2 separate regions of the Homo sapiens genome follow, and region 1 is linked to region 2. Evidence: chromatin loops called from intact Hi-C (ENCODE). Cell type or tissue: endothelial cell of umbilical vein. All regions are shown on one strand. Each heading gives the region's core, and the rest is flanking DNA. Links, peaks and the distances in the headings are about the cores only.

What was found. A loop is a pair of places that touch in the nucleus more often than their neighbours do. Peaks named below come from ENCODE experiments on the same cell type or tissue, not always from the same donor. Only the 100,000 strongest peaks of a DNase experiment are listed, where the experiment ranks them.
Region 1: it touches region 2 in a loop (6-fold over the local background); 8 of 110 quality-filtered maps call a loop at or near these places.

What each region holds. Positions count from the first base shown.
Region 1 is chr3:193,459,378-193,464,762 of GRCh38, reverse strand. ATP13A4 (ATPase 13A4) reads left to right here. Exons shown (of 30, transcript NM_032279.4): 13 at 1,940-2,001. Among named protein-coding and RNA genes, the nearest start is that of ATP13A5, 83 kb to the right of the region's middle. In endothelial cell of umbilical vein, for the core only: a CTCF peak has its summit at 2,927 (motif pointing left); DNase peaks (open chromatin) are centred at 2,932 and 4,342; H3K27ac peaks cover 1,683 bases.
Region 2 is chr3:192,563,981-192,569,365 of GRCh38, reverse strand. The region is part of intron 2 of FGF12 (fibroblast growth factor 12); the gene reads left to right. LOC124906319 (a long non-coding RNA gene) reads right to left here and starts at 2,365. Exons shown (of 3, transcript XR_007096220.1): 1 at 2,195-2,365; 2 at 1,742-1,851. RefSeq lists an enhancer at 2,335-2,384. In endothelial cell of umbilical vein, for the core only: a CTCF peak has its summit at 2,489 (motif pointing left); a DNase peak (open chromatin) is centred at 2,485; H3K27me3 peaks cover 500 bases.

The DNA of each region.
Region 1 (5,385 bases), core at 263-5,262, 900 kb before region 2:
GTTTAGAGGAGAAGTGGGTACTAAATAGGAGAATCTTTTTGGGTCCTTCCAGCTTTGATATCCTATGAAAAGCAATTAAAGTAGCATCCTGTTTCTCTGCAGTCAAAACCTTCATACAAAGACGAAAATTTAAACCCTTTGCTATCGTCACTGCTGTATCCTTGATGCTGAGAATATTGCCTGGCATATAGTTAGTGTGCAATAAATATCGATTGAATTAATGAACAAATAAAAAAGGAAGAGTTTATTAAACTGTGCCTTACTATGATACTCATATCAAGCTTTTGCTGTATTTTCCCATCTGTACTTTATTGCTTAAAATTACCCTTGATTATTTGCCAGTTATTCCCAACCAGCCTCGTATTCTACCGTCTTTTTATTGTATTTATTTAGTCTGTACACACATATGCTGGGGTGAAGGTGGGAGTTGTGAGAGAATAAGATGGAAATGCCTTTCAGGGCATTGTGAACAGGTGAGCATGGGTAGAGGCCTGGAGGCAGGAAAGCAAGAGAGTGTGGTTTTGACTAGAGCAGGATGTTGGTAATGGGAGAAGCTATCTGTGGACCTTGAATGTGTGGCTAAGAAATTGTTTACATATATTTTAAGCAGTGGAGGGTTATTTGAAGGCTTTTGTTGCTGTTGTTGACTTCTTTCTTTAATTTACTTTTTAAATGTGGTAAAATACACATAACATAAAATTTACTATTTTAGCCATTTTTAAGTGTACTGTTCACTGGCATTAAGTGCCTTCTCACTGTTCTGCAACCATCACTACTATTCATTTTGAGAACTTCTTTTATTTTCCCAAACTGAAGCTATATTCATTCAACAGTACACTGAAGGTTTTGATAGTTGAGAATTAATGGGATCAGGGCTGTATTTTATAGTTATTGGAATATCAGAAAGATCTACCAAGAACAGAAAGTCAACATGACTCTTGCCACCATTTTGTATATTATTTTGTGATCAAACTAGCAATGTAAGAAATGACATTCTATTTATGAGATTATATCCTCGGACCTGGAAAAAGAAACAGGAGTGGGAGAGATAATTGTGACCTCAATTTGTATAAAAAATGAGCAATAATTATGAATAATTATGATTATTATTAGCTTTTACTGTATGCTAGATATTAAATGAAACACTTTATGTTATCCCATTTAATCTTCACCACAGCTCTCTGAGATTATGACCATGTTACAGATAAGAGCTCTTATATTTAGGGGGATTAATTTGCTCTGGTCACACAACTGGTGTTTAAACCTAACCTGAATTCTTAACCATAATATTGCACTGAGAGAAATACCACCACCTTTTTTTTTTTTTTTTTTTTTTTTACCAAATAGCAAACCATTTCTTTCGAGTCTGTTCACAGTGCCCTGCAGGTAAAAATTTCACTCTATTCCTTATTTTAATGACATATTTTAAACTTCTGCTATGAAACTAGGACTCACCCATTTTATATCGAGGACTTTCACATCCATTCAGTCTACCATTAGATCCTCAAAACAATCCTCTGAAGTTGTGAGGAAGATACTTTTTTTGTTGTTGTTATGGAGGACACTAAAGTTTGAAAAGATTAAGTGCCAGCTTGTTAGACAACTGGCATGAGCTCATCAACGCTTCCAACGGGCACTCCAGAGACCCACCCATTGTGCCCCTCCTTGAAGTGCTGATCTTGTTAATATGTTTGTGAAGTATTTTCTCATTACAAAAATACCTTATTTATCTGCACTACGGAGTCTTCGCTATGGGGCCACTGGATTTTTTTTTTTTTAAAATAGGGAGGTGGTTTCATTATGTTGCCCAGGCTGGTCTTAAACTCCTGAGTTCAAGTGATCCTCTTGCCTCCGCCTCCCGTAGTGCTGGGATTACAGGCATGAGCCACCGCTCCTTGCCTGGATCTTCAGAGTAAATGGAGCATTTGTTTCTGTTTAGACAGGCACCTTAACAAGGGACGGCTTGGACCTCTGGGGAGTCGTGTCCTGTGATAGGAATGGGTGAGTACCTTGGACTCTTGGACTAAATGCATTCTAGTGTCTCTTTTTCCAAAATTCCGTGTTTTCTCTTGAAATTAAGAATGGAGACATTTGGACTTTGGCTTTGGTGGACAATGATTGCCAAAGTATCTTCTTTTAACTTCTCATCTTTAATTCTTCAAAGCCTCCCTAAAACACACACATTTCCCCCCATCCCAACCCAGTCCCATGCCACTCACAAATCCTGGAGATGAAGCTTTGACACTGCATTCAAATCCTTGCTAAAATATAATTTGCTTCCAGCATGAAGTTGACGCAGTATAAGTAATTTAGACATTACCAGGACACTGTCCTTTAAGGAGGTAACATTCTTTGTTCAAGCTGAAGCCTCTTGATGTGCTAGGAGGAAGGACACTGCTCTTACTTTTGTACCCTGAATTTCAGGAAGAGGAACATTTGTAGAACCGTAGCTAGTGTACTCATGTTTCTTGGTATTCAAATTTTGAGAACTCTACTTTCTGGCTGCTGGAAACTCTCTTTTTTCTTTTTTTTTTTTTTTTGAGACGGAGTTTCACTCTTGTCGCCCAGGCTGGAGTGCAGTGGCATGATCTTGGTGCATTGCAACCTCCGCCTCCTGGGTTCAAGCGATTCTCCTGCCTCAGCCTCCCGAGTAGCTGAGATTACAGGTGCCTGCCACCATGCCTGGCTAATTTTTGTATTTTTAGTAGGGACGGGGTTTCACCATGTTGGCCAGGCTGGTCTCAAACTCCTGACCTCAGGTGATCCGTCCACCTCGGCCTCCTGAAGTGTTGGGATTACAGGCATCAGCCACTGCACTTGGCTGAAACTCCTTTTTCCTAGCAAGAAAAGACGGTTTTGACAGTTCTCAGCATGGTGTGGTAAAGATTTGCACAGTCCTCTCCTGTGGCCCTCTTGTGGCCATGTTTGAGTTTGCGTCTCTGCCCGCTTTTTCAACTCACTACGAACTCCCGTGGAATCAGAACATGAAATCTCTGATGCACTTGACGTTTATGTTTTGTTTGAAAATGAAAGTTTTTTCCTCTAACACTTATAACTTAAATCACAAAGCATTTTGTACATGAAAGGTTCTTTGTGGTTCTTTTGCATTATGACATGTAATTTATCCATAAAATGTTAATTACACATAGTTTAATAATTGTCATATTAAAATGCTATCTAGAAACAAGTCTAATTCCTGGATTAAAAAAGTGATCCTCGTGCTTCTAACCACTTTAGTGTACAGAAGAGGCCTCTGAAAGTGTTAAACTCTAAAGTTCTTTCATTTTTCCTAGAAGATAGATTTGGATATATACTTTGTCTCATGGTTCATTAGTGTTTTTCTGTTTCAGCTTCTGCAAAATATGTGTACATTTGTTCAAATATGTGAGCATCTTGAGAGCAGTCTTGTTCTTATTTAGATTTGCATCCTAAGTGCTGTAGCTCTGTACTAGGCACAAATAGTAGGTGCACAGTAATCGCTCATCTAAAATGAACTCAATATGTTCTGTCTTTTGAATGTTCTTCTTATTCCATTGACACCAAACTATTCATAAAACTTTGGAAACTTTGTTTCTAAAAGTGACTTGTTACATTTAAGGAATAACAATTAATATAATGTTTAGGTAAATGATTCATTTCCCTCCCTTCCTTCCTTCCTTCCTTCCTGCCTTGCTGCCTTCCTGCCTTCCAATCAAAGTTGAATTCCAATGATTAAAACAATTTAAAATAAAAAATGACAAATTTAATTAATAAAATGAAACAAAACAGAATTAATTCTAGGTAAGAAGTGAGCACCTGACTTATAGACTATTCAATACCTTCTTGTTAAAGGTGAGCTCATCTCTGATATTTCTTCCTTTCCAAAAAGCCCTGATTGTTGTGTCAGATACTTTAAGAACTATTAAAGGCTATCAGGGATTGATAACCAGAAATACTCAGATAAAAATGGGTGGACAGGAATGATAGAGAGCTTTATGTATTTGCTGTGCTAAACAGAGTCTGGCCCAATCCTCTCGAATGCAGAATTATACACTCAGAATTACGGACTAGTGACAGTGTACGTCTCATAGTAAAAATAAGATTTTTTTTCTGATCTGTATTTTGCTTTTCAGTGTGCGTTTAAGTTTCTGTGTTAACTGTCCTGCTGGTGGTCTCTTCCTTTTAGATATTTACTAAAATACCATTGGGTATGTGGTAAACCACCAAGATGAGCTGCTCTTTTAAGACATAGTAATAAGTATAACTAACAGGGTCAATATGAAGCCAGGACATTTTTGAACTCTTAGTGTGACAAAAGGAAGCTTGAATGCAAAAGCCAGGAAGCCATGTGGCTGAATTGTGAGTTAACACTGAGATGTGTTTGCTTTCAAAACAAAGGGCTACAGCAACTTAAGGTTATCTTTAAATAAATTCAGGGTCCATATTATCAGAAGTAATTGTCTGTCTTGAAATGTGGTCTCCAGGATCAGACAATGACAAATTTAGGAACTTTTCCAAAAAAGAAGAATAAGGAAGGTGAGAGGGAGGCCTGATCAAGCTGTTATTAGAGGAACAGCCGGAGGTTCCTGTGCGACACCAGAGGGAGAGAGGGTGAAGGGGACGGCAGAGTTGATCCCTAAGTTTGAAAGAAGTTGGCATGTGGAGGAGGGGGAGCAAGTGGACCCTTACTGGCTCCCAGGAGCAGATTCTGCCCCAATGTAGGATGAAGCTTCCACCGTTCAAACGTCCTCCTAATAGGGTAAGCTGCTTTGAGAACCAACGCCTGTGCTGCACATTTGAGAAGGGGCTGTGACTAACCAAGCTGCAGACAACATTCTTCTTGTGACGCCAAAGCTGAACTTAATGGCCTCCACTCTGAATTAGTGAAGGAAGCCTGCATATGACATTTGAGTTGTATTTTAATAGCTTTTTAGATGAGACTATGTTCTTATCTAAAATGAGATGATGGGGATAATGGTTGGGATATGGACACAAGAGGCCAGGGTGGAAGAGGGGGATGCAGTGTTCATTTGAAAAATGTTTTTAGCCGGGCACAGTGGCTCACGCCTGTAATCCCACCATTTTGGGAGGCCGACGCAGGTGGGTTAGCTGAGGTTGGGAGTTCAAGACCAGCCTGGCCAACATGGTGAAACCCCATCCTTGCTAAAAATACAAAAAATTAGCCTGACATGGTGGTGGCTGCCTGTAATTCCAGCTATTCAGGAGGCTGAGGCAGGAGAATCGCTAGAACCTGGGAGGCAGAGGTTGCAATGAATCGAGATCACGCCACTGTCCTCCTCCAGCCTGGGTGACAGAGTGATAGAGTGAGACCCTGTATCCAAAAGAAAAAGAAAAAACTCAGAGACCTTTCTCATACTCAGTGAACTTACTTGGCTGAATGAAGCA
Region 2 (5,385 bases), core at 298-5,297:
AGACAACTGTCCTGAGGAATGACTCAAATCCACAGCAGACTATGTGTGGATGAGAAATAAACATTCATTAGATGAAGCAACTGATATTTGAGGGTTGTTTGTTACCTCAGCACAGCTTAACCTACACTGACATTCTACCACAAAGGCTGTTATGAGAAATTATATAATATACAAAGGCATATGCTATGATGCTTGGCCCCAAAGCAAGTGTTCACATAAGATTATCTTTGCAGACAATATTTTTTTTCTACCTTTCATCGCTGTACTTTATCCAAGGCACTTAACCAGTTGGTTTCACATTTTAGCATCTTTAGACATGGTGATTATTCCGCATGTACTGTTTTCTCCTGTTTTGCTCAGCTAATAACATTTATTCAACTTTGGAGAACCAACGTAAGTGTGCCCTTCATAAGTTGGTCTTTTATGAAGGACACCCTTAAGTTGGTTCTCGAAGGTTGAATAAATGTTATCTCATACCTGAGTCTACCCATAGCCTAGAGTGGTCACGTGGGCTCTATGCTCATGTATGCAAAGGATCTCTCCTTACTGCTTGAACACTACCTCACAGTGATAACGTTATGTATCTGTCTCTCCTACTGGGTTATGGATTTCCTGGCAGAAGGACTCTGTCTTGCCCATCTCTATAGTCTCAGGATTTATTAAATATCCACAATAGGCAGATATTTAATAAAACGTAAAAATTAACAAAAACACTCTCAAAACTAATGAGGGAGATAAGATAGCTGATTCCACTATAATATGACAAGTAATTGGCAGAAAATATGAATGCTTTCATTTCTCTGAAGCCTTACTGTTCATTTCCTCTTAGACCAAGAACGCTTTTGACTGTGACCATTGGCTGGTCTAACTCTCTTATTTTACAGGTGAGGAGACAACCCAAGGAGAGGATACAGCAAAATGGTGTCAGATTTTGGAGCAGAGATCAGATATTATTGCTCTATGGCAACTAAACACACGGAAGGGTAGGAGTCCATAATGTGTACATGCATGAGCTCCCCACTGGCAGGAGGAAGTACAGTCACAAGAGCACTACAGTGGGTTGAATGGTGGCCTTAAAAGATTTCCCCGTGTCTTAAACCCTGGTAACTGTATATGTGATCTTATTTGGAAAAGGGATCTTTGCAGATGTAGTTCTGCAGATGAAATCAATCCAAATTATCTAGGTGGACCCTAAATCCAATGACAAGTGTCCTTATAAGAAACACATGCAAAGGGCGGGGCATGGTGCTCACACCTGTAATCTCAGCACTTTGGGAGGCCCAGGCAGGCAGATCACCTGAGGTCAGGAGTTCAAGACCAGCCTGGCCAACATGGTGAAACCCCATCTCTATTAAATATACAAAAATTAGCCAGGCATGATGGCTGGTGCCTGTAATCCCAGCTACTCGGGAGGCTGAGGCAGGAGAATCACTTGCACCTAGGAGGGGGAAGTTGTAGTGAGCCAAGATCGCGCCACTGCACTCCAGCCTGGACGACAAGAGCAAAACTCTGAAAAAAAGAAAGAAAGAAAGAAAAGAGAGAGAGAGAGAGAAAGAAAGAAAGAGAAAGAAAGAAAGAAAGAAAGAAAGAAAGAAAGAAAGAAAGAAAGAAAGAAAGAAAGAAAGAAAGAGACACATGGAGAAGACCATGTAAAAATGGAGGCAGAGATTGGAGTTATGCACCACAAGCCAAGGAAGGCCTGGCATTAACAGAAGCTAAAAAGTCAAGAGAGGATTCTCACCTAGAGCTTTTGGAAGGAGCACAGCCCTGTGGACACCTTGATTTTGGACTTCAGACCTCCAGAAGAGTTGTTTTAAGCCCCCAAGTCTGTAGTGGGTTTTTAAAGCCGCCCTAGAAAATGAATGCAAGCACCATTTGGAGGATACATGCTTTTCCCCCCAGGCATATTTCTCTCCAGTTAAGCTTTCTATAATAATCTCTAAGAAAATTTTTAGCCTTTGTTACTTAAAAAAATAAAGCCCTTTCCCTTTCCTTATCTTTTCCCTTTTTTTTTCTCCAACTTCGGTGAGGAATAACTTACAGCCCCAACCCCTTAAAAAATTCCCAGTTCTATTAAAAAAGCCTTAGATTTTTTTCCCCACTAAAGTTGAAGGTAGAGTATTCCCATTCATATTATATTTCCCCAGATCATATCCTAAAAGAAACAACGACAAAGTTTTGATCTTTGTCTCACCTTTGAGCCTCTGAGGTGCTTCTAGTACCTGGAGTAAAACTTCCATCTTTATCCTCCACACAAAGCATGATCCTTTTCCTGTTGACTTCTCAGAGTGGTGGTAAGAAGTAGACGAGAGAAAGTATCTGTGGGAGTTTTGTAAAGTGTGAGGTGCTGTGTGGAGATAATGTTACTAGCATTACAGCTGCTGACTAATATGTATGAACTCAATAGAGAATAGACGGAATCTGAGAATTCAGTGCATAGCACCCTCTAGGCCGCCGGCTCTTGCTGCTTGTACCCTATACTTTGCTGCCATCGTGTGGCCTTTCTGGTAGTTGTTAGTGTTGTTGGTTCTTATATTTAATAGTTTTAGCCATAAATTTTATAATTATAAATTTTCAGGGTAAAAAGTAATTTTTATTTTAGAAAAATACTGGTCATACAACTGTGAAATTGTTCAGTGTCTATGTTCTTGTTTGAGGGAAACTAGGAGATGGTTTGGAAATACCATTTGAAATATTATGACGGACAAATCTAGAGATTAAAAGACTGGGATGGGCCAAAGAGACAACAGACAGTGTTGTAGACTTTAGAGAAACAAAAGCATGTGCCCTATCCAGGGGCATCCATAAAATACAGTTATTTGAATTCTAACATTTCCTGCAAATTTTCCCAGGCTCTCCACAGGTAGTCTCCAAGTCTTTTTAGCTTCTTTTCTCCAATATCTCTTTCATTTATTCTATACTCTCCAGCCTTATGGCTATTGTGTATTTGAGGCCTTTGTTTCTTTCTGTCTGGATCATTTTAATACCTGGTCTTCCTATCTCCATGATCTCTTATTTTTCTTTTATCTTGCACATGCTGCTAGAATGATTTTCATGAAGCACTATAGAAAGAGTACAGAGCAGTGATTGAGAGTAAAGTCTGAGGCCAGATTCCTTGAGTCTGAAACTGAGATCCCTCAATTTGGCTCTAACTAGTAGAGCGATTTGGTAACCGGAGGCAAGTTACTTAAATGCTCTTTATTTCAGTTTCCTTACCTATGAAATATGATACTACTAATGCCTGCTTCATATGCAGTCATGCCTCTCTCTTGCTTTTTTGAGACGGAACTTCGTTCTTTTTGCCCAGGCTGGAGTGCAATGGCGCAATCTCGGCTCACCGCAACCTCTGCTTCCCGGATTCAGGTGATTCTCCTGCCTCAGCCTCCCGAGTAGCTGGGTTTACAGGCATGTGCTACCATGCTCGGCTAATTTTGTATTTTCAGTAGAGACAGTGTTTCTCCATGTTGATCAGGCTGGTCTGGAACTCCTGACCTCAGGTGATCTGCCTGCCTCAGCCTCCCAAAGTGCTGGGATTACAGGCGTGAGCCACCATGCCCGGCCCAGTCATGCGTCTCTTAATGACAGGGATATGTTCTGAGAAATTCATTGTTAGGTAGTTCTGTCTTTGTGTGAAAATTGTGGGGCATACTAACACAAACCTAGATCATATAGCCTACTATACAACTAGGCTGTAGTGTATAGCCCACTATACAATAGGCTGTATGCTGTTGCCTGCTATTCAACTAAGCTGTAGGGTATAGCCTATGGCTCCTAGGCTACAAAAACCTATACAGCATGTTACTGGGCTGAATACTACAGACAACTGTATTTGTGTATCTAAACATATGTAAACAAAGAAAAGATACAGTAAAAATATGGTATTATAATCTTATAGGACCACTGTACTATTATGCAGTCCATTGTTGACTGAAACATTGTTACGCCATGTGTAACTTTATTTCTGACACAGATAAAATGAGCGAATTCACATCAGTGCCTATAATTTAGTGTTCAACTAATATTTGCTATTATTAGCACTCTGATAGAATGCAAATTATTTTGAATGCAAGAATTTGATTTGTCTTAGCATCTTCAACTTCACCTATCACTTTTAAGTTGTAGTAATTTGATAAGATTTTTAAACATATAGGTGAAGGATCACTAAGCTTTAAGCCAGTTTATTTCTTGGAACTCTCATTATATTACCAAAATATGCTTAAAGTCATCTCATGATTTGTCTATGCATTAATCAGAGAATTTTCAAACTTGCTAAATTTTTAGTTAATAAACAGTGATTAATATTTATTGAGCATTCACCAAGTGAAAAAGCTCTGTTCAAAATGTTTTATGTAGATAACCTCATTTAATACACACAGTAGTTTTGAGATCAGTAGTAATGTCAGCATTCCTATTTTATGTAGAGGAAACAAAGGTGTGGGAAAGTCCCACAGCCAGTAAATGGAGAGTAGATTAGAACCAATGCAATTTGTCTCAAGAGCTTACATTCTTAAGGGAATTCTGTGCTATAAATACATTCTCCTCTAATCTTTCATTTCAGTCCTGAGATGCTGTTTCTGAATACCAAAACACAGAAACATTTAAAAAATTCCAAACCCAGTGGAATGCAGAATGTCAAGCTCATTGCTGCACTGAAGCTACATCAACTTGCTATAGCCCATTTTGGGAACAGTGCTCCATGTGATCATGAACTGTGATCACTGGTTTCTGTTGCACTTGGATTTCTTTAAGTGTGCAGATGGTGTGGAGACCCCAAAGACCAAGTATTTTAAAGCTTGTACAGTAGGAAAGACAATGATTCAATTCCAAAAGCAATTCATTAGACATATCACATATCACCTGCTGCCTTAAATGCTGGCTTGTGTTGGAAAGTCTTCCTGAGAATACTGTCCCCGAAGCATAAAGTGGACATGAAAAAATGTAATCCCTGAGGTAAGTGGAGCATCTGGAACTTCTAGATGTTCCAATAAGACTACACATGGTCGGCAGGGCGCAGTGGCTCACTCCTGTAATCCCAGCACTTTGGGAAGCTGAGGCAGGCAGATCACCCGAGGTCAGGAGTTCAAGACCAGCCTGCTCAACATGGAGAAACCCCGTCTCTACTAAAAATACACAAATTAGCCGGGCATGGTGGCGGGCGCCTGTAATCCCAGCTACTCAGAAGGCTGAGGCAGGAGAATCACTTGAACCCAAGAGGCGGAGATTGCAGTGAGCTGAGATCGCGCCACTGCACTCCAGCCTGGGCTACAGAGGGAGACTGTGTCTCAAAAACAAACAAACAAACAAAAACAAAAAACAAACAAAAAAAAACAAAAAACTACACATAGTCTAATTTTAAGCCTTGGTGCCTCCTAATATATGGACAGG